Linked DNA regions of Homo sapiens: regions 2 and 3 are each linked to region 1. Evidence: chromatin loops called from intact Hi-C (ENCODE). Cell type or tissue: dorsolateral prefrontal cortex. All regions are shown on one strand.

Region 1 (8,000 bases):
CACCACTCATAGATCCATGGATTGATGGGCAGTTGATAACATTTATTTGGATCTTATGTTAAAAAAATACTCTGCAGCAATAGTTGGTGTAGAGTTGTTTTTTTAACCATCATACTCTGCTTAATTTTAGGAGCACTGCAGATCCTTAAAAGTCCTAGAATAGCAGTTCTCAAACATGGCTGGAAAAAGACCTATGCCAGGGATCCACCCTAGGCCAGTACTGGTATTTCAAAACCGGAGATTGATATTAAAAAAAAAAAATCCCTACATGATTCTAATTGCAGCCAGGATTGAGAATCACTGTCCTTAATTTTTTTAATTAATTAACTTTTAAAAATTAAAATTATTTTAATTTTATTCACTAATTCTTATCCATTTTCCAATCCTTTTATCTACATCCCCTAGTTTCTCCCCAACACCCCATTCCATCATTGACTAGCAGTCACAAAGAACATAGAGTTCCTCATTTGGGTTTTCTTAATGACCAGTGGGAACTTTCTAAATTAGTGAAGTTCAATGCTGACAACACTGAATTTACATTAAATGCAAAAGACATTATCCCTCACTGGGAACAAAACACTACTGCATTAATTTAGACAATAGGTTTTCATAGAATCACATGATCAGCAAGAAGTATATAATTATTCTTCAGCCACCTGAGAAATCTTTACCTATAGATTCATGCCCTCTATGGCCAAAATCTCCAAGAAGTGTTTCCTACTTTTATTATTCTTAGCCATATTGTTAAGAATGTTCTTTTGTTTAACTAATTTAAGCTGCTGTCTTCAGTGGAAATGGAGAACAATACATGAATTGCTTGCTTACTGATCTTTTGTTTAGTTGTGAAGGCTCACAAATTCACAATTAAGCCTTCTTTTCATCAGGTTAATAATAAATAAGTTGTCATTATAAACTACGTCTCATAACCATTTGCTGTATATTTGTCATTCTTCTTCTCTGAACACAATTAGACCACTGTATGATAGAATAGTTATTTGCCTTTGCTTTAACATGTTATCTAAAGATAAAAGTGCATTGCTTAAGATTGAGGTCATCATTTTAAGGTATGATTACATTCACATGCAAGCACTTTCCATTTTTTTCTTACTTTATAATTTTAAGATATAAAATGTAGTCACTGGGTTATTAAATATAATTACCTTGCCTTATATCTGAAAGCAGAATGCAAACATAAAGCTTTTTTGCTTTGGTAATTTCCATAATTTCACACATAGCATTAATAAGGCCCTGGGTGTAATTCAGATGTACAGATTGCACCCACAATACCTTAAACATAAGCTTTTCTCAGAGCAATCGTCACTGAAGCACCAATTCAGATAACAGAATTAGTCATTAACTCTTCAGGCAGCCTTTATATTTTCTTTATGTAGTATTTTCTATACTCGTCGTAATATTGTGCCATTTTTACTAGCTAGTTAAGATTTCACTGCATAAACACGAGCTGAATATATTCATGTCAAAGATAATCATTTCTTTAAAAGGTTTCTTTGTCAGGTATTCATTAAAGTACGTTTCACATCAAAATGATAGTCACTAATATAGAGCAAACATCTTATCCATTTGGCAGGTTTCAAAAAATTCAAATTTTATGAGTACTATATTAAATCCTCGGCCTATATTGTGTCTCCTTAATAGTATAAAGATCTGTTTTATGAATGCATACATTGGTGGGCATACAAAGCGGAATAACCTGTGTGTTATACACAAAGATAGGAGACCACAGTAGAGATGATGTTCATGTATGCACTGGAAACTGCCTATTGGAAATATCTGCTTGCACCAATGCTATACTTACTAAACCGTGCTTCCACTTTCTCAGTATTAATCTTCAGAAAGCCATTTTGTGATAAATTCCCTAAATAAAGGCTTCTCCCCAGCTGATGTTTACCACTCCACGCTGCATGAAGCACTGGCATTTTGCTTCAAGACAGGAGGTAACAGGAATAAAAACAGTGCCAGCTACATTTCCTCCGGATCAAATATGTGAATGTTGTGAGCATTGTAATGGGTAGCGTGGGTGACACAGAATTTCACAAAAGCACCCACACAAAGAGCAGCCCTTCAGAAGGCAAAGCAGATACCATTTTATCTCATTTTAAAGCAGCTCATAACCATCTCCAGGATTTCTATGGAAGCTTTCGGACACAAAGTTTTTTACCTAACCCGTTGGGATATGATGAATTTTTAGGAGGGCAGTTTGATTTCTAGATAGTGGGAAGGAAAATAGAAACGGGCAAGAATTGAGATCATAGCTGTACATATCTCCTTCTCTGAAGGAGTAAAATGAGAACAATAGCCTTTATGTATAGTGATATAGACACTGAGAGTCATTAAATTAATGCAAGTATAAAAATGAATCCCCAATCTTAGATTACTTCATAGGAGAGACCCATATCTACTCTGGGGGCTTGGTGGCTTTTGGGGGTGTCAAGCTATATGGGTAAGTCACAGACCCCAATCCATGTCTTTCTGTGGTGATGTGTGAGACCCTAACCAGGCACTGCTGCTGCAGAAGCCCCGCCTCCCAGTTGATCTCTTGGGACTCTGACTGGCCTGACTGTGAATATGTCAATCACAATTATGTATGCAGCTCTGTGGTTGGTTGTCTGATTTTAAGTGATCTTTGGCTTTATTTGGTTTTGTTTTTTGGCATGTGCGTGTGTGTGTGTGTGTGTGTGTGTGTGTGTCTTTGTGTGTGGCGGGGGGTTGTTGCTGTTGCTTTGTTTTTCTGGCAACATAAAGCATATATCTAAAGTGAGTGTTGGCTTTCAAAAATTGTAACCTGACATATCCCCCACTTTAGTGTCACTTCTTGGAATATTTTGGGGCGTATCTTTTAGAATTCCTGAGGCACATTATTTTCTATATCCTGACTACTATCAATCTTCATTATTTGAAAGGAGATTTAATTTTATTCTATTTTATTTTCTATTTTGTGTATGTATGTTTTGTAAAAATTGTGGTAAAATACACAATACACAAAATACAATATAAAATGTACCAATTTAACCATTTTAAAGTGCACAATTCAGAGGCATTTAGTACATTCACAATGTTGTGCAACCATCACCATGATTTAGTTCCTCAACATTTTCATCACCCCCAAAGAAAACCTCATACTCACTCATTAAGCAGTAGTCACTTCACAGTATCCCTCCTAGCCCCTGCTAACCACTGCTTTGCTTTCTACCTCTCTGGATTTGCCTATTTTTTATATTTATCATAAATGGAATTTACAACATGTGTCCTTCCGTGTCTGGTTTCTCTCACTTAGTGTCATGTTTTCAAGGCTCATCCATGTTGTATCTGTATTTATTTTAAAGCAATAGGAAATTATCTGGTGTCTAGTCTGGTCAATAAGCTGGATGTATACTGTTTGAAAAAAGTTTAAGTGATATTGCAAAGTAATGAGATTATTTATCCTATGAGACTCATGTCTTGAATATACAGATTCTATTTACACTAAAAAAAACCCCACACACAACAAATAAATGCTACAATACATTATTACCTACACTCTATGCATATTGCTTGATTACTGCCAAGTAGATTTTACAAGGTCTTCTTTGGAAGGGGAAAGGTTTGGCCAAAGGATGTTAGACTCAACATGTTATAGTAAAATTATGATACACTCCCTAATGAAAGAGGTGAAATATATGCAAATCAGATCTTGGGTGACTGTAAGGTAAAATATGTAAATTAGGCCTTTGTAGTCTGTGTTTGTAATGTCCCTCCCTTTTAATTGTCCACTCTTCTGTTCTCCCCTGAGAGTGAAATACCTGTTTAATAAAATAAATCATCCTAAAATATTTGTGAATTAATGAACTTAAAAATTAATAAGGACGTTCTTGCTTAATTCTACAAAATTAACTGACTTTTGATCAAGAAATGGAGAGAAATGTTCAGAGAAGGATCCTTCCTTGTCTCCTCAAATCATACCACATGGACCAGTGTGGTTCTCAAACTTCTATGTGCCTAAGAATCATCTTGATATTTGTAAAAAATAGTTTCCTAGGCCCCAGAGATTCTGATATGATATGGGTGAGGATCAGAAATTTATACTTCTAATAAATATCCTGGGTCAGTGGGTCTTATCCACTGGTGTGCATCAGAATTACCCTGAGGACTTGTTAAAACACAGATTGCTGGATCCCACTCCCAGAGTTTCTGTTACAGTAGGTCTGGAGTAGGGCCTGAGAATTTACCTAACAAGAACTCTGCTGATGTTGATGATGCTGGTTGAGGATCATGCTTTCACAACAACTGTCTTAGGTAATTCTAAAATAATTGTGCCTTGGCTACACTTGAAGACATATTGATAAACTAATCACACTTCTGCAAATCAGGTTAAGTCTATGTGGTAGCCTGCAATGAAGAAGCGTAGATTTTGACAATAGTAGAATGAAATAAAACTCTATTCCTAGCTGTGGAAGCATCAGTAATTTTCACAACCAATTGTAATAGGGCAGTATTTTAACGTAAGAAATCAGTTAAGTACCTAAAAACAATGCATCAAAAACAATATTTTCTTTTGACTTTCAGTTGTACCTGTGAAAGTTTGTAAATTATTGTTGTAGATTTAATTTAAAATAATATACCAAAAAACCCAACGACAACCGAAGCACTGAGAAAATCATTGTTTAATGGCTTCAATTAGAAAACTGATTCAGGGGTACAGCCTGCTGGAGGTTTCTGATATTGCAAAGGAGAAAATTGTTAAGGAAGTTTTATCACTTAATATCTTTTATTATAAACATTTCTTTTCATGTTTTTTACAAGCATGACATAATGGAAACATCGTGAACTTTAGAGGGTTCAAGATCTTCCTTTGCCTTGTGATCTTCCTTGCTATGTGACCTTGGGCAAACTACTCAAGCTTCAGGTTTTCAGTCTGTATAATGGGGTAACGTGAAAATTTCTACTCAGCAGAACTGCTTTGAGAATGAAAACATTTAAATTCCCAGAACAACAACACTGGACTAATTGCAGAACCTGTGTTCTTTACATACACATATACATATACATACATACATACATACATACACACACACACACAGACACACACCCCAACAAACAGAAAATTACTTTCTGACCATCCTTCTACACAAGTTGCCCAAACTGAATTCTGCATCAAAGCAACATTTATCAAGACATGCAGAGACTCCGTGTTAGTGCTTCTCTGCATGTTGACTTCTGATGGCTGTATGCTTTAGCAAATTAGAAAAGATTGGAATCTGGAAGAGTCACATAATTTTTGCAGGTATTAAAACTTATGTGAAGTTAACAATTAACTTATACGGTGAAAGCTGGGTGCAGTAGCACGTGCCTGTAATCCCAGTTACTGGGAAGACTGCATGAAGATCTCTTGAGTCCAGGAGTTTGAGGCCACAGTGAGCTATGATTGTGTGCCACTTCACTCCAGCCTGGGGAGAGAGACCCCTGTTTCTTACAAAAAAAAGAAAGAAAGAAAGAGAGAGAGAGAAAGAAAGCAAGCAAGCAGGGAGGGAGGGAGGAAGGAAGAAAGAAAGGAAAGAAGAAAGAAAAAGAAGAAGGAAAGAGAAAGAAAGAAAGAAAAAGAAAGAAGAGAGAGGGAGGGAGGGAGAGGGGAGGAAAGAAGGAAGGAAGGAAGGACGGAAGGAAGGAAGGAAGGGAAGGAAGGAAGAAAACAAGAAAACCTTAATGATGAAGTGAAACATCCCAGCTGAGTAACTTTCTGTAAGTAAAATTGTACATTTTTTTAAGTAAAATCTATACTCAGTGCCCAGAGTCAGTTCCTTGTGCTGGGAGAGGACACTTGTCAACTGGTTCCTACCTAAGATAAGCAACAGAAAGGAAGAGCACATTAATGCCAAAGCTCAAACTGTGGCGTCTCTGGCCCCCAACCATGCTAAGGAACTCACATCTTGAGGCCCTCAAATCACCCTGGCGATGTGTGGGGCATCCGTGGTGGTCTCATGGATGGCTGGCAACAGGTTCATTTGTGTTTTCACTATGGCCTCCTGTATCACAGAGATGTGATACAGTGATCTACATTGGGCCTGGGAATCTGCATTAAAATAAGCACTCTAGGAGATTCTGATAGGAATGAATGACGAAAGGCATATAAGGGTTGCACAATGTAGGAAAAATCATGCGTTGAGAGACCCAGCAAAGATTAGTTTTTCTGCTCCAGCTTGCTGCACTTATTGGAATGGAGTCAAGTAGTACATCTATACTCAGTGGGAACTCTGATTGAATATCAGTTATGATTGCCAGGAGACACTCTGATTCAAGCTAAGTGTGCCCTTAGGGTTCTGGTGTTGCAAACTCGGTGGTTTATTGGCCATTGCTGCAGTAAAAGACCATTATGAGGGTGAACTAATTCTGCCTTCTTATCTGCTGCCCACCATGAATCAAATCAGGTTGTTTAAGCTAGCCCAGGGTCCAGCACAGAGTGTTGCACAAAGAAGGTATTCAGTAAATATATATTGAACAGAATCCTTGTGGCACCACGATACCAGTTACATCAAAGGTTGGAGTTTAATTGAAAGATATATTTACTGGGCCCTGTATTGAGGACCAAGCAGCCCTTCCAAGCACTGGATGCCCATCTGCTGTAGCTTTTCTCCAGGTAACTCAGGAGTAGGAGTTTTAGGAAGTTTGAGTCCTAATGTGCCCCCCAAAAAACTAGCTGCATTTTCAGATTATAACTCTGGCTTACCACCATTTACTTATGGCAGCTTGTGAAAAATCACATTCTATTGATATTCTTAAAGTAGAGCTACACTGGCACTTGGGCAAGGTTGGGGTGAAGAGCAAAAAAAATTAGGATTCAATATATTGGATAATTATATGGGGATTAAGCAGGTTCTGTCATTGATGGTCATTAGTTTAGTGGCCAGGCGTTAAAGAATGGTGTTAGATCTCTCTCTCTCTCCTTTTTTTTTTTTTTTAACCTTGAGCAATACTGTTTAGCGTTCTTAAAGTGATATGGACTGACTTACCCAGGTTACATGATAGTTCCCTCTTAATCAATGAATATGGATTGCTTCACTTTTAATTGCTCTAAAATCTGTAGGAGACAGATGACAGTGCCTTGTCTTCCAGGGTCACAATAACAGAACTATTGACTACTAAGAATTAATGAAAAAAATAGTTTGATAAAAAAAGAATTGTTTTAATCTGTTAAAAATGGTTTGAGAAACTTTTTTTTTTGAGACAGAGTCTCACTCTGTTGCCAGGCTGGAGTGCAGTGGCACGACCTCGGCTCACTGCAACCTCCACCTCCCGGGTTCAAGCGATTCTCCTCCCTCAGCCTCCCAAGTAGCTGGGACTACAGGAGCATACCACGCCCAGCTAATTTTTGTAGTTTTAGTAGAGACAAGGTTTCACCATGTTGCCCAGGATGGTCTCAATCTCCTGACCTCATGGTCCGCCTGCCTCGGACCCCCAAAGTGCTGAGATTACAGGCATGAGCCACTGCACCTGGCCTTAAGAAACTTTTATAATATTCTCCTATTTACTATGAATTTTAAACCACATGCATTTTTCTGTCTACTTTAAGATAAATTATTGTTAAAGAAAAAATAAAATTACAGAGATGTTATTTATATTTACTTTTAAGAGAAAGTAGTCAGAGTCATGTGATCATAGGAATAGACATTTTCTATCTAGCCTAGCCTGAGAATTAGGTGATATGCCATATTCTTCCTGTGCCATCTAGTGGGAGACTCAAATGGTTTTATGTGAGTTTTGTATAGATTGTCATTAATTTTTTAAACTTTTCATTTGTAGCAAATCAACCAGATTAATAACTGGTATATATCAAATTAGAGGTGGAAACCAAAACTGAAACAGAGAAAACAAAGTACAAACTATGTCTTCTGTTACAAACAACTTTATGGCAGGGTGTGCTCAAGCTTCCAGCTCTCATCACTAATGATGCCAATGGAGAGTCCATGGATAAAATCTAGGCAATAACCAGTATTGGTAAATCATGA
Region 2 (8,000 bases), 460 kb before region 1:
GTAAACTGTATTTTCCACTTAATAAATCATAAATACTATTTTATCCAATAGATACCATTCTGCAACATTTTAAAATTTTAACACTTTTTAAAAACTTGCCTCCGTGTATCTAGTTGTAACTAATTTTTATTCTCGGACATTTAGTTTGGTTTCTCTTTTGGCCATTACCAAATGTACTGTGATGAGACTTTACATTTTGGGGGTGATACAGTTTGGATGTCCCATTCAAATTTCATGTTGAGATATAATCTCCAGTGTTGGAGGTGGAGCCTGGTGGGAGGTGTTTGGATCATAGGGGCGGATCCCTCATGAATAGCTTGGGCCATCTCCTTGGTGATAAGTGTGCTCTCACTCTGAGCTCACAGGGATCTCATTGTTTATGTGGCTCCTCCCCCCCAACTCCTTCTTGCTCCCGTTCTCACCATGTGAGACATCTGCTCCCCATCACCTTCCAGCATGATTGGAAGCTTCCTGAGGCCCCCCCAGAAGCAGATGGCATTATGCTTCCTGTACAGCCTGCAGAACCATGAGCCAGTTAAACCTCTTTTCATATAAATTAACCAGCCTCAGGTATTTCTTTATAGTAATGCAAGAATGGCCTAACAAGGGTGGGGGGAGGGGGGGCAGTTTTTTTTTTTTTTAAACACACACACAAAAGAAAAGCCACAGAGACATATGTGGCCTTCAAAGCCCAAAGTATTTGCCATCTGACCTTTTATAGAAAATGTTTGTATTATAAATTTCCAGGAATGTAATTTTTAAGTCAAAGTGTGTGAACATTTTTGACGCTTTCACTACATTCTGTCAAATTGCTCTCCAGAATCGTTGAGCCAATTTACACCCTTCTCAGTAATGTATGAGTTTCTTTAGTTGCTATACATCCTACTCCAAGGGTCACTGGCCCAAATTACTAGCTCTGAGTATTATTTTATTCTCAATTTGATGGTGCATTATCGTTTTAAGTTTTTACTTCTCTTAAAAATGTTTGGCCATTTACATTTTTCTCTCATGATGACGAATTTGCATTTTGCTCATTTTTAGTAGGCTATTTTTTCTTTCTAAGTTCTCTTTAATGTTATGCTTATCTGTCATGTATATTGCAAATTTTTTGTAATTTTTACTTGTTTTTAAATTTTATTCTATGGGGTTTTTTTTTGGATAAAAGAAGTTAAAAGTTCAACAGTCAGATCTGTCACTTTTCCTTTGTAATTTCAGCCGTTGTTTCATGCTTAGTTTGAGATTAAAAGCAATTCACTTGTATTTTCTCCTTGCCCTTTTAAGACTTAAAAACATTTAAATCTTTTAATCCTGTTCAAATTTAGTGTCTGGGAAACATTTTAGAAGGATGAATAGGTAATATTATGTTAGTCCTGGAGTCAGATTGCTGGGTTCAAATTTAGCCTCACCAAATACTACATATTTCTGCAAATCACTTAAACTCTTTAAGTCTTAGTTTTCTTGTTTATAAAATGGAGATAACAGTAACATTTACCATAGGGTTGATGTAAGAATTAACAGTTATAAATCACAGAAAGTACTTAGCACAGTGTCATTAGCTATTATTATAGCAGCAAGAGAATACTCTCCCAGGCAAAAGCAATAACATGTATAAAGGTGCAAATGTATGAAATCTGTTTGCATATTCAGGGAACTAGATGTGGTGTAGTAAAATGAGGTGTAATATTCAAGGGGCAGAGTTGACAGATGCGAGGGGTGATGGGTCTTGAATGAGTTGTTCAGGAACTTGCTCTTGATATTATCAGAGATTGGGAGCCAATGAAAGCTTTTAAGCAAGCAAGAAACCCTGCAGATGTGTGGTAGCAAAGTGGAAAATGGACTAGATTCCGCCAGGTGCAGTGGCTCACGCCTGGAATCCTAGCACTTTGGGAGGCTGAGCTGGGCGGATCCCCTGAGGTCAGGAGTTCGAGACCAGCCTGGCCAACATGGTGAAACCTCGTCTCTACTAAAAATACAAAATTAGCTGGGCATAGTGGCAGTCACTTGTAATCCCAGTTACTAGGGAGGCTGAGGTGGGAGAATCGCTTGAACGAAGGAGGCAGAGGTTGCAGTGAGCCAAGATCATGCCACTGCACTCCAGCCTGGGCGACAGAGTGAGACTCTATCTTAAAAATAAAAAAAAAAGAAAAGAAAAGAAAAGAAAAATGGACTAGATTTATATCCCTTGCTCCACCCTGTCTTCCCCAAATTTAAATTCCTGCTTCCTAGAGGCAAATTCTTTCACCTTCTATGTCTCTGGTATTTATCTCCTTACTTTTAAGAATCATGTTTAAATTGTTTCTTGATTTTGCCATCATAGATATGATTATGAGGCTAATTAAACAGTAATCCTAACCGCTCTGAGAATGGACCTAAGAAATGAATGTGAGAAAGAAAGTAGAAGCAGCCCACTTGCTAGTGAGTGAAAGCCAGGGAAGGGTGGGGGGATGCGGGGAGAAATTGTCTCAAGTTGGAGAACCCAGGTGCAGGCTGGGAGCAGTACCATGAATTCCATTCAAGAAGCCAAACGTTTTAAGCACCATTTCCTGGAGTTTGCCAAGTTGAGTATTGACCCAGCCTCCTGTCTTGTTGGTTCCTCACTGCTGAAGAAGACCAAGTGTTGACAACTCAGTGAGGCAGTCTCAGCTGGAGTGGAAAAATGTAGCTAAGAAAACGTGCCAGACAAAGCTTTAAGCAGAGCTTCCCAACTGGATGCCGTGAAACGAATGACAGGGATGCAGATACAGCATGGGTCTTCCCAGCCCTCCAAGTGCAAGGGCTTCTGCAGGAAGCCTTCTGCAGGAGCAGCCTCTTCTGTTTACCCCCATTTTGACCCTTGTAATATCATCCTTTCCTACCTGTGCCAAGAAGTGAAAAGGTGTGTGAAGCGCCGCTTTAGAAGGCCCAGTACATTCACAAACATCAGCTTCTGGGCGAGGCTGCTTGGCCTCTTCTATTCAAAACTTTGTGTTGCCCTTTTAAGGTTTCTATTCCCCCCACCCCCACCCCGCCCACCAACACCCATTCCTACCTAGGTTCAACCCAAACCATCCTTAAGGTACACTGAGTATCACAGCACCAAAGGCTGGAGAGAGATAAGTTCCCCACCCTTGATGCGCTTCCTGTCCAGGTGGCCCGAGGCCCACTCCTTAAGAGGCAAGGCCCAGAGACACTGCTGTGTCTTGAGGAACATCCAGTACACCTGACATTTCCATTAGAACAGTGGGACCCGGATACCACTGGCAGGAAGTCCATCTTCACAGCTGCCAACCCATCTGTCAAACCCGCAGTCCCCTATGAGAGTACAGATGAATGGAGGAGGAAGATTTAAAAGTGAATTCGTGGGCGGCGACAAGGAAACAGCAGCCGTGGCCAAGCTGACCCCAGAGCCCTTCCCTTCCTGGCCCTCCCTCTGAATCATCGCGCTCCACTTGTGACGTCGCGGACGCCCGGCTCGGGCAGGCGTGGGGGGCCCGCGCGTCCCGGGAGCCCCGAGGCGGCAGCGCGCGTTTCCACGCCGCGGTCCCGCGGGAAAGCCGGGGGCGGCGGCCTGGCTGAGGCCAAGCTCGGATCCGGTGCCGAGCCAAGCGGGGCCGTGCGTCGCCGGGGCTTCGCCTTCGCTCGCGTGACCTCCGCCGTCCTCCCCAACCCTCGTCCTCTGGCCGCGCCTGCGGCCGCACGCCCAGCGCCCCTCGCCTAACCTCGCGCCCGGGCCGCGCCTCCTCCTCCTCCTGCTCCCCGCCGCTTCCGTTTCTCGAGGGAAAGGCTGCTGCCTCCTGCTCTGTCCTCATCCCCGGCTTAGGTAACACGTTTTCCTCCTTACGACACCCACCACAGGGTCCCCGCGCCGCTGCCCCTCCTCCTTGGATCTGGGGCCCGGGCTGGTGAGCGGCGCGCGCCGTCGCCTCTCCGCGGGTAGGTGAGTCGATGGCGCCGGGAGGGTTCCTCGCCTCTGCGCGCCGGCCTGCGAGGTCCCTGCCCCGGCAGCGAGGCCGCCCCCGGCCGGGCCCGGCCAGGCATGCCCGGCATCGCCGCTGCAGCCAGCGCGGAGGGGAGCTCGTGAGTCCCGCGGCGCCCTTGGCCCTGCCCGAGCGGCCCGATGGGGTTGGGGGGCGGGAAGAAAGGGTGGCAAACAACGATTTTAAAAATCCAGTCATTAGTATTTGTAGGACGAAGAAGCTGATCTGACAGTTGTCCAGAGCAGTGGCCCAGCTGCAACAGGTAGATGGCGCAGCTGTCAGTGACCCCTTGGTCTCAGCCTTGGCTTTGAGAGATGCATCTGAGTGTCCCTAGCTGCCAGCTACCTCCAGTGACCTACTTGATGAGTGTGAAATAAATATGATGGGACTATATTTAGAAAAATCTTTACTTCCTTGCTGTTAATTCTCTCTGCATTTTGAAAGGTGGTTTTGTGAGGTGTGCATAATTAGTTGGTGTGTCCAGAGTGGTAGCTGGAAAAAAATATTTAACCTGGGTTTGGCCCTATCATGTAGACGGTTAGGCGCAAAGAGTGTGAAAGGAAACGCTTACTTTAGTACATCTGTGAAAAACACTTATAAGAAACCACGGCTTGTTTTTTGGAGATTTCTCATTTTAAAGGTATTTTTAAAGTGTTGAATAAGCAGAAGTTTGCCCACTGTATGATGGTGTTCACTTCAAAAGAACAGTGGGTTAAAAGTATGGACAGACCACTTAAGTGGATCCCATCTGTTGAGTAAAAGATTTTTTAGCCCTTTTACACTGATTCCTAGCTTTGAAGCCAGAAAAGTTGATAAGGATCAGCCCTGCTCAACTTGATAATAGTATAAGGATGAAAGTAATCCACTGAACTACTCTTGATTGGTGAATTAGCTAAGTGATCTCATTCTTACCTTTTAAAATAGAGAACATAAGGGAAAAAATAAAGGCAATGGAAGAATTCATTTTTTCAATACAGATATTTGTTTCCATTCTTATGTAGAGCCTACTTTATTTTTAAGTTTTTATGGATTTTTATACTACTTTTGAAGTCAGCTTAGTCATGAAGAGAATTATGTCAAATACATAGAGTTACACTGTACTTTTTGTGTAGAATAAGCTACCACTTTTCAAGCTTTTGGACTAAACCACCGCTTGCTTGGAAATTGCAGCTTTGACTAATGCCCTTTAAAATGATATACCTTATTATAGATTTAAATTATAGCTTTCCTTGTTATAGTCCTGAAAAAAATGAAAAGATAATTTCTTGTTTGACATAGAAGGCCTGTGAGACAAAAGTTATAAAGGTTATTATATATTTATTTTGCTTTTTAATTCTGTCTCTAATAACAGTTAGAAAATGTCTCATTCTATTTCATGTTATACAGAAATTGCTTAAAAGATAATTATGTTATATAAAGTGATCAATGAAAACAAACGTCATCTTCATTTTTTAAAGGTGAGGATGGTGTATATAAGCACTTTTTCCCGATGTGAGTCCTTATGAATGTTCTTGTTAAAATACTTTGAATCTTGTAATGAAGTTAATAAAACTATGTTAATGTGTTTGGCTGAGAGCTTAGAAATAAAGGCTCTGGCTGGCGTGGTGGCTCACGCCTGTTATCCCTGCACTTTGGGAGGCCAAGGCAGGTGGATCACTTGAGGTTAGGAGTTCGAGACCAGCCTGGCCAACATGGTGAAACCCCGTCTCTAGTAAAAATACAAAAATTAGCCAGGCGTGGTAGCAAGCACCTGTAGTCCCAGCTATTCAGGAGGCTGAGGCTGGAGGATCCCTGGAACCTAGGAATCAGAGGTTGCAGTGAGCCCAGATCGCGCCACTGCACTCCAGCCTGGGCGACAAAGCAAGACTTCATCTCAAAAAATAAAAATTAAGTTAAAATTAAAAAAATAAAAGTTCTGCTTCCCGTCTCCTGTGATTGATGTTGGGTACTGTTTCTCAAACTTGTCTGATTGTAAAATTCCTCAGGGTAGTAGGCAAGTCGGGGAGTGGGTAGAGTATAATAGTGGTTTAAAAGATTCCCAGATTGCAACTTGAGACTTCCTGGATCAGAATTTCTAAGAGAAAGGAGATATTTCAAATAGACAAAAATGATAAAATTTTAAAATAGTCAACAACAACAAAAAAGGTGAGTTTGGGAAATGCAGGTGGGAAATGACTATTGTTGGAATGAATAGTTGATAAAACTTATTAGGACTCCTGTACATAAAATGTTCATATATGGAAACTGATTTTATTAATATGATGAGGCCACTCATTTAGGAAATCTGAAACTTTTATATTTTTTTCTGGTCAAGCTTCTGCTGATCAAATTTAGCAAACATATTTTTGCATGTTTAGTCTTTTTTATGTGGTATGTAATGTTAATTCAATTTCTTGAATGTGATAAGAGCATTTTATTAATGGATGACTAATGCAGATTACTGTAACTAGTAATCCACAGCAAAATATTGTACCTAATAATTTCTCTTTCTTTTTTTTCTTTTTTTCTTGAGAAAAGGTCACACTCTGTCATCCAGGCTGGAGTACAGTGGTGTGATCATGGCTTATGCAGTCTCCACCTCTCAGGCTCAAGGAATCCTCCCACCCCAGCCTCCCGAGTGTCTGGGACTACAGGCACGTGCCACCATCCCAGCTAATTTTTAAAATTGTAGAGATGGGGTCCCACTATGTTGCCCAGGTTGGTCTCAAACTCCTGGGCTCATGACATCCTCCTGCCTCAGCCTCCCAAAATGCTGGGACTACAGGTGTGAGCTGCTGCACCCAGCCTAATTTCTTTCATATTATAGATTTATTTGTTACCTCTTCCATGTGCCTGATTAAATAATTATAGGCAAGACAGGCATGCAAATTTGAATACCTTATTAGTAGCTTTTTTTTTTTTTTTTTTTTTTGAGACAGAGCCTCACTCTGTTGCCCAGGCTAGAGTGCAGTGGTGTGATCTCGGCTCACAGCAACCTCTGCCTCCCAGGTTCAAGCGATTCTCCTGCCTCAGCCTCCCGAGTAGCTGGGATTACAGGTGCCCGCTACCACACCAGGCTAATTTTTTGTATTTTTAGTAGAGATGGGGTTTCACAGTGTTAGCCAGGATGGTCTCGATCTCCTGACCTCGTGATCCACCCGCCTTGGCCTCCCAAAGTGCTGGGATTACAGGCGTGAGCCACCACACCTGGCTCCTTATTTGTAGCTTTTTAAAAAATGACTCTCAACCCCATTCAAAAAAGAAAAAAAAATTTATTTGGCCCTAAAACTTGGTCAGTTATATATAAAAAAATTAAAGAAATAGAATATTAAATACCTATAAAATAATTTGACAAGATGAGTTACCATAATGGAAAATGTCAGAATTTATTTTCCTTTTCCTTCTTCCTCTTTACATTGCTTTTCTTTCTCCTTTTTTGGGGGGGGATGGAGAGTGTGTGTTATTTGCTCATTTGTTTTTATTTTTAACCAACTAAATATTTAAAATATAGTAAATTATCCATGTTTAAATTAATTTAAATATTTGCCAACTTTACCAATAGATATTTAAACTTGCCCTTTTCCTCTAAAGTGACAGTGGTAGGCTTTGCTCAATGCAAATGAGAGTAATAATTCATATCAAAGGAGTTAAATTCAAGTGACCAAAGAAAATTGTTCTTTTAACATTGCTTAAGGAAAGCATAACTTAAATTGATGCCATAATTTTTCATTATCAGCAACTCTTAAAATGAGGATGGAGGCTGGGCATGGTGGCTCACGCCTGTAATCCCAGCACTTTGGGAGGCCAAGGCGGGTGGATTACCTGAGGTCAGGAGTTCGAGACCAGCCTGGCCAACATGGCGAAACCTGGTCTCTACTAAAAATACAAAAATTAGCTAGGTGTGGTAGCGCGTGCCTGTAATCCCAGCTACTAGGGGGGCTAAGGCAGGAGAATCGCTTGAACCTGGGAGGCGGAGGTTGCAGTGAGTCAAGATCGTGCCACTGCACTGCAGCCTGGGCAACAGAGCGAGACTCTGTCTCAAAAACAAAACAAAACAAAACAAAA
Region 3 (8,000 bases), 120 kb before region 1:
CAAGTTTTTCTCTTTTTTCAAATCTTTAAGTGTTCTAAAATCCTTTATAACAATAAGCATATGTGCCACATTGCTGGCTTTTTCCATCTTAAAAACATAATTTTTACAGGGAACAAAAAGAAATGTAATGTTGAGCAGATAAAATAAAATAACATCAAAATAATTTGACATGTAAAGGAAAGAGAAACATTTTTTTGCTTGTCATTATTAATGCATTAGGGTACACTAATACAAGTAGTGCTGTGTTCAAGCTCAGTAAGATCTTTCGTTCCTAAATACTGTGTTTTCCTGATCTATACATGAAGGCTTGGGTGGAATGAAGTTATAATTCATTGACTTGTCTGATTTTTCTACCTGGAAAGCTCTTATTTATGTAGTAGGTTGTTCCCCCTTAAAGGATAGTTACTTATTTGATTTAAAAAAAAAATAGCAGTATACACATTGCATAGAAGTAATCAAGATAATCTGTTGTCCTTAAATAGTGTTCCTCCTTACAGGGTATGTTAAACATTAAAAAACAGATTTTGAACTTTAATTCCTAGAATATATGAGATGGACATGGAGAAAAAGATCGCCTGCTAGCTTAGGTGTGCCTTAAGGAACCTACCATTTGGAATGAAATCTCTAGGGAAACGTTTCTTCAGCTAGTTAGTAAGTGAGGTTGGAATCCTTCTGCTTAGACGGAATGAATAACATGTCCACTGGAACACAGCCCTCTGTGAGTCCACTTTCAGCTGAAATGAAAATAGATTTTGTTTATTCTTACTTATCTTTTGAATTAGATCTAATTAAATCTTCTCATTCTGGGGCAATTGTAAAAATCGCTACTTTGTATTGCTTTTATTTTGTGTCAGTCCCTACTAGACATTTGGAATTCATTATCACAAACATTCTTGTCTAACCTATGTGGAGGCTTTATGATTTCCATTTTACAGCCAAGGAGAGACCCAGACAGGCTCAGTATCTTCACCTGTGTTGCCAAACTGCTATCCAGTAGCAGAGCCGGGGCTTCCTATCTATGTCTGATTCCTGAATGTCAAAGCAGTACCACCTTCCTAGGTGCTAATGATTATTCACAAAGCATCTTACCTGTGAAAAAAACACTATTGGGGTTATACCTTTCCTCCTAGTACCGTGTGAAGGGCGAAATGTGTGCAGGACTGGTAGTCTTTGAAAAGGGTGGATGGTGGCAGTTATTATTTTCTAATCCAAGAAATGTTATGTAGTAAACAGTTACAAGTTTTGAGTAGAAAATTTAACAATGTAAATTACAAAATATTTAAATATAAGAAATTTTCATTTGATATGCTGATTGTTTATGAGTAAAAACCTTGTGTTGGGAAGATACACAGAGTAAATCAGAAAAATTAGTTTGATTTCCTTATGTCCTACCTATGAAAGAACATATTTAAGGTGGCTTGACAGCTCATTCAAGGGGATGAAAAATCAAGAGCCAAAGTCCCTGGCTCTCTTGTCTTCTCCTAAATTTTTTTAAATGTTAGTTAAAAGTGAATTCAATTGGTAACCTTTCTTTTTCATTAAGAACACATTCAGTTCCATGAACAAATTTGTTATTAACTCCAATGTTATAAGTAACATCTTAGAAGGGAGGAAGGATATATAAAGCTACAGTCTCAGACCTGGTGATGGCAGCTGACTAACTGGACTGAGTGCTATTTCTCATTTGAGTTTTCTTCATTCGCTGAAATTGCTGGAGACTGGGCAGAGATGGGAAATGACAGCATTCTTGACCCTGTGGGAGTCAGAGGTGCAAAGCATTCAGAGATAAGTGGATGAAAGAAATGAGGTTTGTTAATAGAGCCCAGGAAGTCAGAGAACTGGGGCTTGAAGAAGAAAGACCTAAAGGAAACATCTGCTAGCAGTTCCAGCAAGGTGGGGGTGGGAGAGCAAGGAAGGGGGAGGAAAGAGGTTCAGAATATCCACCTACGCTGCTACTAAGCTTGTTGAAAAGAAAGCTGGTCTAATTTGACGTAGACTCTTCCCCTCTGGATCAGAAAAAACAGAAGCATTACAATATGCTATTCATACAGAAAGTGTGATTAGAAAAAAGGAAAATGCACATGTGGGGTTGAGAACATCTGCTGTAACAAGTCATCTAGAGACAGCTAAGCAGTGGCTTTAAAGCAGCTTGCTAGTGTTCGGCAGAAAGGATGAGGAGGCATGGGGATGGAGACCAATGGGATGAGAGTAATTAGGTCATGCACCAGCCTCCGTCCCATAGCTTTTATTTTCTCAGTGATCAGACCCAGAGTCTCGTCAGCAAGGAAACACTGTGATTAATGGCATCAGCCAAAAATATGACATGGAGATAGATTGCTCATAGTATGGTGCAGCTAGCTGGTGCCTGGGAAACAAGCTTACGAGACATAACGAAATTGTGCACCACACATAATGTGAAAGAGACCAGTTTCTTGGGAATGTTCTTACTTTTATTTCTAAGTCATATATTTTGGGGACCTTAAATCTACTTTATGTGACATGCAGTGATAGCTACTCGATTTTGTAGTTTTTCCATCCACAGTGAACTGTCAAGACTGTAGGAGTAAATAATGACTAATGTGCTCAGTTGCAGAGAGATCACTGATTACTTTGGATAATTGTTATTTATTACTTATTTTAGGCTTTTATTTATCTTTATTAATGGTGGAATAGTGTCCATTTTCTAGCAACTTTCACATGTAGAGTTTGAGGTTCCCCCATCCAGCTTTTTCAGTATTCTCATGGTTGAATAATCCTGACTTTAGTGCCACCAGGTATTTGTATGGCAATGTGTACTTTTCCAAGGTTCACTTATTTGCGTTACTTTATTTAATCCCCACAAACTTCCAGTGGGCAGATACACAGGTGGTGTAATCCTAATTTAAAAATTTGGATCACTGGAAATAATGAGGTTTACTTTTTTGCCTGAGATCACACAGCTGGTTCCTAATGTGAAATGCCTAGATCATACCTTTCTCCTGCAAGTTCTTCCAGAAACAGTATTGAGGCATTGGGGCTCATGGGGATTCTGATTGGTGCACTCCACTCAGATTCTGCTGATGAACTGATAACCCTCTAATCTGGGTCTCCAGCCTTGATTTTACCCCAAGCTCCAAACTCACTGCCCCTGCTTACCTGGCTTATCTACACACGGAGGTCTCACTAGCAAATGAGCTCAACCGAATTCATCAGTGTTCTGGCCCCTCCCAGACCTCGTGATCTTGAGTTCCTTATTCTAGAGAATGTCATAACCAAACTCTCAGTTGCCTTATTTCTGCGGCACCTGCCACTGTCCAGGGCTGGGCCTTCACCAGCAGCCCTCTAACCAGTGTCCCTGTCACCACCCTGAACTCCCCTCCTCCGCGTACATTCTCCCCATCACATTCACATGTGATGGGCTTTCTGAAATGCAAATCCGATCAGTCTCTTCCCTGAGACTTTCAATGGCTTCTCTTTGTATTTAAGATAAGATCTAAAATTCTTAACATAGCTTACAAGGGCTTACAGAATCTGGCCCTGTGTTTCCACCTTCCCTCACCACTCCCTCTTTTTCAGTGTATATTGAATATTTTCCGGCTTCCCAGAGTGTGCCCTGTTCTTTTTGCCTCCAGGCATCTGTACCAGCTGCTTTCTTTTGGAACTCTCAGCCTAGACACCCTGGCCTCTGGGATGCCTGCTCTGCCACAGCGCCCTCTGCTGTGCTCTGGGTCTCCGTCCATTTCCCTCCCTGGACTGTGTTGTCAGGAGCGCCTGAGGCATGGCCATCTTGTTTGACGTTGTATTCCCATATTGAGTACAGTGTATGAATCAGCTGGGTGGATGCGACATTTTTGTTGAATGTATAAACACATGTTTCTAGATTTCCAGTGTTCTTTTCACTGAGATAGTTCCCCACGAATGTGCTTAATATTCTCTGGTTGATTTTAGTATTAAATGTTGAGTTCTTCCTTCTCTAAGATGTCTGTACTTTGTAATTGTCCATAAAATTTCTCTTTTTTCCCCAGTATGATGCTTTACTCTGATTAAATCTGGTGGCTTTTTGGATGAACTTAACAGATATCAGTAACAAACATTTATCAAGTAATTCCTATGGGCCAGGCACTGTGTTAAGTATTTTTCATGAATTTTCTGCTTCCTTAAAATGATTCTGCAAGTTAAGTACTATTGTTATCCCCATTTTATAGATGAGAAAATAGACACAGAGAGATGAAATAATCTACCCAGTATCACAGCAAATAAGTAGTAGAGTTGGGTTTTGAACTCTGCAAGTCATATAGTTAAAGCCCGTCCAGCTTATGAAAAACAGAGCTATAATTTCTGTTTATAGAAATGCCTGTGTTTTTGTGAGTTTCATAAAGGTAGTAACTCTGAATTTATGGACTGAGCATAGGCTTTGAAGCTAGCGTTGTAGCTGTAAAAAAAAGGAAACCCAGTCTTGTCTGTGATGAAGATTAAATGAAATAATGAACATAAAATATAGAACATAGGGACTGGTATATTGTAGACCCCTGGAAAATGATAACCGCTTATATTGAAGTTGTTCTAACTCTTCTACTAGCTTACCTCACTGAACTTGAGAACTTAAGCAGTTCCAGTGGGGTGGGGGTTTGCTAAAGAGAAAGTTGGATTTTTCAGTCTAAATAGAAAACTTATTTATAAGAAAACTGGAATGGCTAAGAAAAAGGGAACTTTGGATTTAGCTTGGACTGTATACACTTATATGAAGTTCATTTTAGCTTATTTTATGATTATGTTCCATACACATCTGTGAGCCAACATGGAAACCTAGAAGAGTGGCTATTTTCAACACTTCAAAAGTGCTAATTACATACTGGCCCATGATAAAGCTACATAGGACCATCTTAAGACGTTAAGTTTATTAGCTCTTGGCTCTATATCATGTCTTTGAATTTTAAAAATAGCAAATTAGTTATTACTTGGGGAATGTATTTTGATAGATAAAATATTTGAAAGAAATCTGCAGTGGAGAAATAATTTATTGAAAAGACCCTGATGGGGGAAAATTTTTGAACCACTATCTTATATCCCAAATAAGGTAAAATATTTTGTTATTATTACATTATTCCATCTTTTTCTGCTGTGTATTGTAAGAACTTTGGTTTTTAAGGATTTGCCCTCTGCTGCAAATATATAGCTTATCAAAGAAGGGGAGAAATAATGTTTTGGAGTTTAATTGTAAATGCTAATTTCTGTGAGGAGTCCTTTAGGAGGTTTCACTAAAGTTACTAAAACCATGCTGTCATGATATTTTGTAGTTATAATGATCATGAGCAATAAACAGTCAAAAAAAGAAAACCTTGAAAAAAGTAGGTGGAATACCAAGTATAAAATGGAAGTAATTTAAGTTGAAGTTTTATCCAGTGCCCCCAGATAGGCCCTATTTATTATGGGAATTTAGTATGTATTGATATACTTACTTATTTAGTAATTATTACATGCTGAAGGCATTATCTCACTTGCTTTATCTCATTTGGTCCTCACAACAATCCTAATAGATAGGTTCTCCTATCCTCAATTTTCCTGTGAGGAAACTGAAGTTCAGAAAGGTTAAGTTACTCATCCGGTGGTCACATAGCTAGTGAGTGGTGACAGGCCTTTCGAATTCCAAAGCTCCATTTCCTGTCATAGGTTATGATAAAGGTGAAATCGCAAGCCAACATGAAGGAATCCTTGAGCAATTCAGGTTGGGATTATCGGTTAGCACTTTAAAGAACATTTAGTTTGGATCGTTAGCCACATTTCATGTAACAAAATTAATTTCAGATAGGTCAGAGGGTTAAATTTAAAAAACAAATCAAACTTTTAGAAAAATTAGAGGGTAGATTTAAGTACTGAACCAAATTTCTGAAGCAGAATTTCTCTAAACTTTATAGCAACAGTTGAAATCACAAAATAAAAGTATGTACAACTATAGCATATAAAACAGGCATATAAAAATTAAATGATTTTTGAGTATCAAAAGTATAGATAAATTGGCATAAATTAAGAAAACAAGAATTCTTAGTGCTGACAAGGAAATTGTCATGTATTGCTTGTGGTATGATAAACTAGTAAAGGCCCTCTATAGGTTTAGCGAAAGTACATAAGGCACAAAAATATCATCTCTGCAGTAATTCTGCTTCTGGGAATCTTTTGTAGTAGATAATCTAAGCTATCGAAAATGCTATCTCCATGAAAATATTTTTGCAGTGTTTTTCATAAAACCAAAAATTAGGAAAAGAATAAAAAATGTCCAATGCGAGGATAGTGGCTAATCAAACCCCCCACTAGGTTAAATGTTTTTTATGTGTTTTGTTTTTGTTTTTGTTTTTTTGAGACAGAATCTCACTTTATCACCCTTTGTCACCCAGGCTGGAGTGCAGTGGTGCAGTCTCGGCTCACTGCAACCTCCGCCTCCTGGGTTCAAGCGATTCTCATGCTTCAGCCTCCCAAGTAGCTGCCCAGCCTCCCTAGTAGCTGTGATTTCTGGCGTGTGCTACCACTCCCAGCTAATTTTTTTTTTTTTTTTTTTTTTTTTTTTAGTAGAGATGGGGCTTTACCATATTGGACAGGCTGGTCTCGAACTCCTGACCTCAGGTGATCTGCCCACCTTGGCCTCCCAAAGTGCTGGGATTACAGGCGTGAGCCACTGCACCCAGCCTAGGTGAAATGTTATATAACCGTTATTATCAATGATCATAAAGCCTTCTTTCCAGTGTAAAACAATAGGAATGATGACATTTTTCATCTTATTTATGTTTCTACTGAGGTTACAGCTGTAGAAAATAATGTATGTTTCATAAAAGGCTGAAATGAAATATTTTATAACCATTAAAATCTTAATCATGATTATTCAGGTAGTGAGATTAAGAGTTTGCTTTATTTTCAAGTTTTTGATAATATTTTATTATTTACAAACTCTAAATATAAAGGACTTCTTATTTGACCCACAGGATGGGTTTCCAGATTTCCAGGATTCTGTGCAAACACTCTTCCAGCAGGCTAGAGCTAAGAGTGAAGAACTTGCAGCTCTTAGTTCACAGGTAACATAAACTCCCAGTTATTACTCCATGATAGTATCTGAAGGTTAAAAAATAAATGACTACTTCAACTAGCTTCAGTTTTAAGTATCTGAGGCCTGACTTTTTATTTCCGTTTGTTTTTTAAAACGTCATCTGAGCCACAGCTGTATCAACATGAGAGCAATAACAACTTGGTTTGATTCAGTTTATGAACGGAATCTGATATGGTGCTACTTATTTATTCTTGTAGTTTTGTAGGAAGTGAGACAGATTCTCTGCTCAAGAAAACTTAAACAGTTTGATAATCAGGAAAACCAGCCATGTTGACCATGGCTGTGTGTAATGCAACTCTGAGATAAAATAATACTAGTTCTCAATAAAATATTAATAGTCAACATTGTAATTATTGTTAAATCTTTTAAATTCATATTTATTGAAAAACTATTAAATGAATATGTGGCTTCAGGTGCTTTTGCCATTAAGTTATTTAATTTTGTCTGTATACTGAAATTAAAATTTTAAAATGCTTTCTGCAAACATCATCTTTTAGAAAGCACTGTAAACTTTTATTCCTATTGAACAGCTTCTTTGTAATAAGTTGCTTTTGATCAAATTTAGTACTGCTAAGTTTTGTTTTTTTCATGTTAGGATGAAAAATACATTTTTTACCTCAGATATGCTTATTTAAATTTTGTCAATTTAGTAACAAGTTCAAATGAAATGAAGTTGTAGTTACTTTTGATTTGGTTTATATGCACTCAGAAAAATAGTGTGTTTATCATGTTTATTCTGTGAATTAATATATTTTACCTACTGATTTTTACATTGTGAATCAGGGCATTTTGTAACCAATTTTATATAGCAGCTTTCTTGTCCTACTCTCTTATATAGCATGGTAGTGATTCATATCTGTGCATTTTGACTATTATCTCCTTGGCAAAATACCACAAATACACTGCTCTGAATATCACATATAAG

What was found. Hi-C counts contacts between places; a loop is a spot of excess contacts. Peaks named below come from ENCODE experiments on the same cell type or tissue, not always from the same donor. Only the 100,000 strongest peaks of a DNase experiment are listed, where the experiment ranks them.
Region 2: a loop joins it to region 1, with 3 times the contacts of the local background. A loop is called at or near these places in 13 of 110 quality-filtered maps.
Region 3: a loop joins it to region 1, with 2.4 times the contacts of the local background. A loop is called at or near these places in 3 of 110 quality-filtered maps.

Annotation. Positions count from the first base shown.
Region 1 is chr2:190,799,711-190,807,710 of GRCh38, forward strand. No RefSeq gene overlaps it. Among named protein-coding and RNA genes, the nearest start is that of GLS, 77 kb to the right of the region's middle. In dorsolateral prefrontal cortex, a CTCF peak has its summit at 4,688; no DNase peak of the experiment used is centred here; H3K27ac peaks cover 1,247 bases.
Region 2 is chr2:190,340,163-190,348,162 of GRCh38, forward strand. It overlaps INPP1 (inositol polyphosphate-1-phosphatase), which reads left to right and starts at 3,427. Exons shown (of 7, transcript NM_001128928.2): 1 at 3,427-3,799. LOC124906109 (serine/arginine repetitive matrix protein 1) reads right to left here and starts at 4,887. Exons shown (of 1, transcript XM_047446773.1): 1 at 1-4,887. The coding sequence starts at 4,154. The coding sequence ends at 3,276. RefSeq lists silencers at 3,413-3,722, 3,793-4,122. In dorsolateral prefrontal cortex, a CTCF peak has its summit at 4,204; DNase peaks (open chromatin) are centred at 3,639, 3,919 and 4,219; H3K4me3 peaks cover 2,788 bases; H3K27ac peaks cover 4,707 bases.
Region 3 is chr2:190,676,785-190,684,784 of GRCh38, forward strand. It overlaps NAB1 (NGFI-A binding protein 1), which reads left to right. Exons shown (of 10, transcript NM_005966.4): 7 at 6,954-7,043. Among named protein-coding and RNA genes, the nearest start is that of NAB1, 32 kb to the left of the region's middle. RefSeq lists an enhancer at 1,954-2,003. In dorsolateral prefrontal cortex, a CTCF peak has its summit at 3,705 (motif pointing left); a DNase peak (open chromatin) is centred at 3,727; H3K4me3 peaks cover 881 bases; H3K27ac peaks cover 4,755 bases.